2 separate regions of the Homo sapiens genome follow, and region 2 is linked to region 1. Evidence: chromatin contacts called from ENCODE Hi-C or POLR2A ChIA-PET data. All regions are on one chromosome and are shown on one strand. Each heading gives the region's core, a stretch centred on a gene start or an enhancer-like site at or near the end of the contact. The rest is flanking DNA. Distances are from core to core; before and after follow the strand shown. Region 1 overlaps EIF2AK1 (eukaryotic translation initiation factor 2 alpha kinase 1). Region 2 has its middle 12 kb from the start of EIF2AK1.

The links. A loop is a pair of places that touch in the nucleus more often than their neighbours do. ChIA-PET counts read pairs that join two places held with the same protein, here RNA polymerase II (POLR2A). Pooled maps may share reads with other maps.
Region 2: a loop to region 1 is called in a pooled map, with 2.1 times the contacts of the local background. The contact joins two enhancer-like sites. A Hi-C loop is called at or near these places in 5 of 168 maps with a recorded cell type or tissue (B cell, CD4-positive, alpha-beta T cell, CD8-positive, alpha-beta T cell and 2 more), 2 of 37 single-sample maps with no recorded cell type and 10 of 50 pooled maps. POLR2A ChIA-PET finds 5 or more read pairs at or near these places in 13 of 52 experiments (A549, CD4-positive, alpha-beta T cell, CD4-positive, alpha-beta memory T cell and 10 more).

The regions. Positions count from the first base shown.
Region 1 is chr7:6,024,618-6,027,500 of GRCh38, reverse strand. EIF2AK1 (eukaryotic translation initiation factor 2 alpha kinase 1) reads left to right here. Exons shown (of 15, transcript NM_014413.4): 14 at 540-773; 15 at 2,700-2,883. The coding sequence ends at 2,828. Among named protein-coding and RNA genes, the nearest start is that of ANKRD61, 5.3 kb to the left of the region's middle. RefSeq lists enhancers at 785-834, 697-1,197. Within about 2 kb of position 1,305, at least 23 of the 41 ENCODE cell types and tissues checked have a DNase peak (open chromatin) inside an H3K27ac peak, as active enhancers do; they include B cell, where a contact is called at or near this core.
Region 2 is chr7:6,070,233-6,073,113 of GRCh38, reverse strand. No RefSeq gene overlaps it. Among named protein-coding and RNA genes, the nearest start is that of EIF2AK1, 12 kb to the right of the region's middle. Within about 2 kb of position 1,558, at least 2 of the 41 ENCODE cell types and tissues checked have a DNase peak (open chromatin) inside an H3K27ac peak, as active enhancers do; they include B cell, where a contact is called at or near this core.

The sequences.
Region 1 (2,883 bases), core at 56-2,555:
TGATTAGGAAAGAGCTGTCAGAAAAAATGATGGCTGCCCCTAAAATCTTGTTTAGTGAAGACCTTCCTAAAAAATCTGTTTTTAGGAGTAGTATCACAGATTTTATGCAGTTTGTTAAATGTCACCAAGGACACTTGGTAAGAATGAGTGGAGGCAGAGGTGAGACCGGAGGAGAACCCGCGACCTTCTGTGGCTCCCCCGCAGCTGACACTAGCAGGCGTGAGCTCACATCATTGCCTGGGTCAGGCCTGGATTGTTAAGGGGTGCTGAAGACAGTTGTATGGTCGTGACTGCTGTGGGTGGGGATTATCCCTGCCCTCCACCTGACCATCCATTCTGCGTGCCCACGGATGCCCCTTTTTGAGGTTGTGAAAGTCCCTGTCACTGATGAGCTATCCTGCTCTGTTCCCTTCCTTGTGGGTGACCGTATATCCTCATTCTTAGAAACCCTCTCCTGTTTGGAGGGTGGAACACGGAAATGGAAACGTTCTTCTAACTTTGTATTTCACTACTGAGTTCCCCTTTTTTTCTTTTTCCAGTCAGATATGTACAGCTTGGGTGTGGTCCTGCTAGAGCTCTTTCAGCCGTTTGGAACAGAAATGGAGCGAGCAGAAGTTCTAACAGGTTTAAGAACTGGTCAGTTGCCGGAATCCCTCCGTAAAAGGTGTCCAGTGCAAGCCAAGTATATCCAGCACTTAACGAGAAGGAACTCATCGCAGAGACCATCTGCCATTCAGCTGCTGCAGAGTGAACTTTTCCAAAATTCTGGAAATGTATGTGCTTTTCTTTCTCTTGGTCCTGGAGTGAAGGTGGTTTTTATTGCCTCTCTTGGGGAAGGAAGCGGTTGGGTGGTGCCCCCGGAGGCTGGGGCTGGAAGAGCCAGATGATGGTTCTGGAGGCGGGGCCTGTTTGTTCTCGTCCACTTCCTGGCACTCAGCTGCAGGGTGTGCTGGCAGGACTCACTCCCCTTGGGGTAGCAGCTGTGGCCTCAGCAGGCACAGGAGGTATCTGCTGGTGTTCACAAAGAGGAGCGGAGGGCTGGGGGCCAACCCCACAGCGAAGGCCGGTAGGAAACTTCCTGGGGCCTGGTGGGTGAGACTCCTTCCCGGAAAGGCCGGAGGGGCCCGCAGGGTTTGCACCTTCTCATGGCTAGGCCTTTAGATGTCCAGGTCAAACTCTGACCCTTCACCACCTGCCTGCTGTTCTGGGCTGTCTGTATGTCTGCCGGGGGCTCATCACTGGCAGGGCTGGTGACCCCGGAAGTGGTGGGCGGGTCCCTCGAGGGTGTTTTGGTCACTGGTGAGTTCAGCACTCTATTGGGAATTTCCAGTTGTACATGATCCTGGTACCTCCCCGGGTAGTGCTGAAGAGTGTGCCCGATGGGGTTGCTGCATTCCCTGCGCAGTACACAGTCATTGGACCACCGGGGAGAGGCAGGGGTGGCCTGGCGTGGGGGTCCGGCTGCAGCTGCTGCCCTGGACATGGTCTCTGTACATGTTTTTTTTTTAAATGCTGAGGAAAATATGAAGCTTAAAATAGAATTTGTTCAAATTGTGAATCCTGGCCAGGCGGGGTGGCTCATGCCTGTAATCCCAGGCATGGGATTTTGGGAGGCAGAGGTGGGAGGATTGCCTGATGTTAGGAGTTCAAGACCAGCCCGGCCAACATGGTGAAACCCCATCTACTAAAAGTACAAAAATTAGCCGGGCGTGGTGGTGCACACCTGTAATCCCACCTCCTTGGGAGGCTGAGGCAGGACAGTCACTTGAACTGGGAGGCGGAGGTTGCAGTGAGCTGAGATCACACCACTGTACTCCAGCCTCGGCGAAAGAGCGAGACTCCGTCTCAATATAAATAGTGAACCCTGTTTCAGTGAATAGTCGAGCTTAGACTCATATTTGTGCAAACAAAATATTTAAACCCATTCTCAGAGTTCCCTGACTGTATCAAGCACTAGGTTGAATACCAGTAGCATGCTTATATTCATTGTCCACGTAAGCAGGTTGACTCCCCACCGCCTGTCTACTCTAAGAGTTACAAGCATTGGGCGTGGTGGCTCACGCCTGTAATCCCAGCACTTTGGGAGGCTGAGGCAGGCGGATCATGAGGTCAGGAGTTCAAGACCAGCCTGACCAACATGGTAAAACCCCATCTCTACTAAAAATACAAAAATTAGCCGGTGTGAGCTACCATGCCCAGCCACAGATGTGGTTCTTGAAACCAAGTATAAACATTTATCTTCATATATGAAGGGGATTTTCTGATGCTCAGTTAAGATAGCTATTAGAGACCATAGTTATTTAGTATTTATGGTAAGGATTTCTACTATCTTGCAAAAGTTTTTTGTATAAAATGAAACCTTGGCTGGGTGTGGTGGCTCACACCTGTAATTCCAGCACTTTGGGAGGTCGAGGCGGGTGGGTCACTTGAGGTAAGGAGTTTGAGACCGGCCTGGCCAACATGGCGAAACCTCATCTCTACTAAAAATACAGAAACTAGCTGGGCTTGTATGAGAGCGCCTGTAATCCCAGCTACTTGGGTGGCTGAGGCACGAGAATAGCTTGAACTGGGGAGGCACAGGTTGCAGTGAGCCAAGATCATGCCACTGTACTCCAGCCTGGGCGACAGAGCGAGACTCTGTCTCAAAAAAAAAAAAAAAAAGTTATTTTAATGGAGTTTAAAATATTTTCTCCTTACAGGTTAACCTCACCCTACAGATGAAGATAATAGAGCAAGAAAAAGAAATTGCAGAACTAAAGAAGCAGCTAAACCTCCTTTCTCAAGACAAAGGGGTGAGGGATGACGGAAAGGATGGGGGCGTGGGATGAAAGTGGACTTAACTTTTAAGGTAGTTAACTGGAATGTAAATTTTTAATCTTTATT
Region 2 (2,881 bases), core at 309-2,808, 45 kb before region 1:
CACTGGCCAAATCTTTTTTTTTTTTTTTTTTTTTTTTGAGACGGAGTCTCACTCTGTTGCCCAGGCTGGAGTATAGTGGCACAGTCTCAGCTCACTGCAACCTCCGCCTTCCGGGTTCAAGCAATTCTCCTGCCTCAGCCTCCCTAGCAGCTGGGACTACAGGCGTGTGCCACCACGCCCAGCTAATTTTTGTATTTTTAGTAGAGATGGGGTTTCACCATGCTGGCCAGGCTGGTCTCAAACTCCTGACCTCAGGTGATCTGTCCGCCTTAGCCTCTCAAAGTGCTGGGATTACACTTTGAGCGTGAACCACTGCACACGGCTCACTAGTTAAATCTTTCCTTCCTGTTCCCATAACCTTATGCTCTGCTAGCCTAGAGGTCTTAGTTCCAAAGAGAGCAATGCCTCCACCAGGAGACATGCTATGGTTTGACTATTTGTCCCCTCCAAAACACAAGTTGAAATTTAATCCCCAATGTGGCAGTATTTAGAGGTGGGGCCTTTAAGAGTTGATAGAGTCATGGCCAGGTGCGGTGGCTCATGCCTGTAGTCCCAGCACTTTGGGAGGCTGAGGCAGGTGGATCACGAGGTCAGGAGATCGAGACCATCCTGGCTAACACGGTGAAACCCCATCTGTACTAAAAATACAAAAAATTAGCTGGGCGTAGTGATAGGCGCCTGTAGTCCCAGCTACTTGGGAGGCTGAGGCAGGAGAATGGCGTGAACCCTGGAGGCGGAGCTTGCAGTGAGCTGAGACCATGCCACTGTACTCCAGCCTGGGCGACAGAGCAAGACTCCGTCTCAAAAAAAAAAAAAAAAGAAGGTGATTCAGTCATGAGGGCTCTGCCCTTATGAATGAATTAATCTGTCCTTGGATTAATAAATTAATGGGTTAGGGCCGGGTGCAGTGACTTATGTCTGTAATCCCAGCACTTTGGAAGGCCAAGGTGGGCAGATCTCCCGAGGTTGGGAGTTCAGGAGGAGCCTGATCAACATGGAGAAACCCCGTCTCTACTAAAAATACAAAATTAGCCAGGCTTCGTGGCACATGCCTGTAATCCCAGCTACTTGGGAGGCTGAGGCAGGAGAATCACTTGAACTGGGGAGGCAGAGATTGCCGTCAGCCGAGATCGCGCCATTGCACTCCAGTCTGGGCAACAAGAGTGAAACTCCATCTTAAAATAATAATAATAATAATTAATTAATGGGTTAATGGATTAAGGAGTTATCATGGGAATGGGATTGGTGGCTATAAAGCTGTATAAATAAAAGGAGGAGAGGTGTGAGCTAGCATGCTGAGCCCCCTGGCCATGTGATGTCCTACACCACCTCGGGACTTTGCAGAGTCCTATCAGAAAGAAGGGCCTCACCAGATGCAGCCCTTTGACCTTGGACTTTTCAGCCCCCATAACTGCAAGAAATAATTTCTTTCTTTATAAATTACCCAGTTTCAGGTATTCTGTCATAAGCAACAGAAAATGGACTGACAACAGTGATTTCATTGAACTGACTTTTCAGTGCCACCTGGCCACTTTCAGTTCCTCTTGCCTCTGAATCAACAGGCAAAGAAAGACGTTACTGGGCTGACTTGGGTGATTAATCCTGACTACCAAAGAGAAATTGGACTGCTACTCCACAATGGAGCTAGGAAAGGGTATGTCTGAAATACAGGAGAGCGCTTAGGGTATCTCTTAGTATCAGAATGCCCTATGATTAGAGTCAATGGAAAACTGCAACAACCCAATCTTGGCAGGACTATGAATGGCCCAGGAAAGGAGGTTTGGTTCGCCACACCAGGTGACCCATGGCCAGCTGAGGTGTTTGTTGAGGAGAACGGGAATACGGAATGTGTGGTGGAAGAAGATGGTTATAAACACCAGCTACGACCCATCACCAGTTGCAGAACCGAGAGCTGCAATTGCCGTTGATGTTTCTTTTTGTTTTGTGATGGATGTGTGTGTGTGTGTGTGTGTATCACAAATGTCTTTGTTTTCATTCCCCACTTATCCTCTTATGTAACAAAAGATATATTGACTTTATATCATAGTATTTCAATATTGTTAACCTTATAGCATACTATTTAAGTTATGAGATACCAAGGAGAAGCATAAACATCACCCAAGAAACTTACATCCTCTTCTGGGAAAGAGATTAGTGCGGTTTTCATTGTATACGAGATAGTTGTATCACGTCAAGTGGATAGTTGTATCATGGTTGAAAAAGATGCATATAGTCTGGGTGCAGTGGCTCACACCTATAATCCCAGCACTTTGGGAGGCCAAGACAGGCGGATCACCTGAGGTCAGGAGTTCCAGAGCAGCCTGGCCAAAATGGTGAAACCCCGTTTCTACCAAAAATACAAAAATTATCTGGGCTTGGTGGTGCACAACTGTAGTTCCAGCTACTTGGGAGGCTGAAGCAGGAGAATCATTTGAGCCTGGGAGGTAGGCGCAGGTTGCAGTGAGCCGAGATTGCACCACTGCACTCCGGCCTGGCCAACAGAGCAAGACTCTGTCTCAAAAAACAAACAAACAAAATAAATAAATAAAAATTAAAAATGCGCATGGATGCTGTTGACAAGGGGTGAACTTGCCAAAGTTATTTTTTTTTTCTTTTGAGACAGAGTTTCACTCTTGTTGCCCAGGCTGGAGTGCAAAGGCATGATCTCGGCTCACCGCAACCTCCGCCTCCTGGGTTCAAGCGATTCTCCTGCCTCAGCCTCCCAAGTCGCTGGGATTACAGGCATGTGCCACCATGCCCAGCTAATTTTGTATTTTCAGTAGAGACGGGGTTTCTCCATGTTGGTCAGGCTGATCTCATACTCCCGACCTCAGGTGATTCGCCTGCCTTGGCCTCCCAAAGTGCTGGGATTACAGGTGTG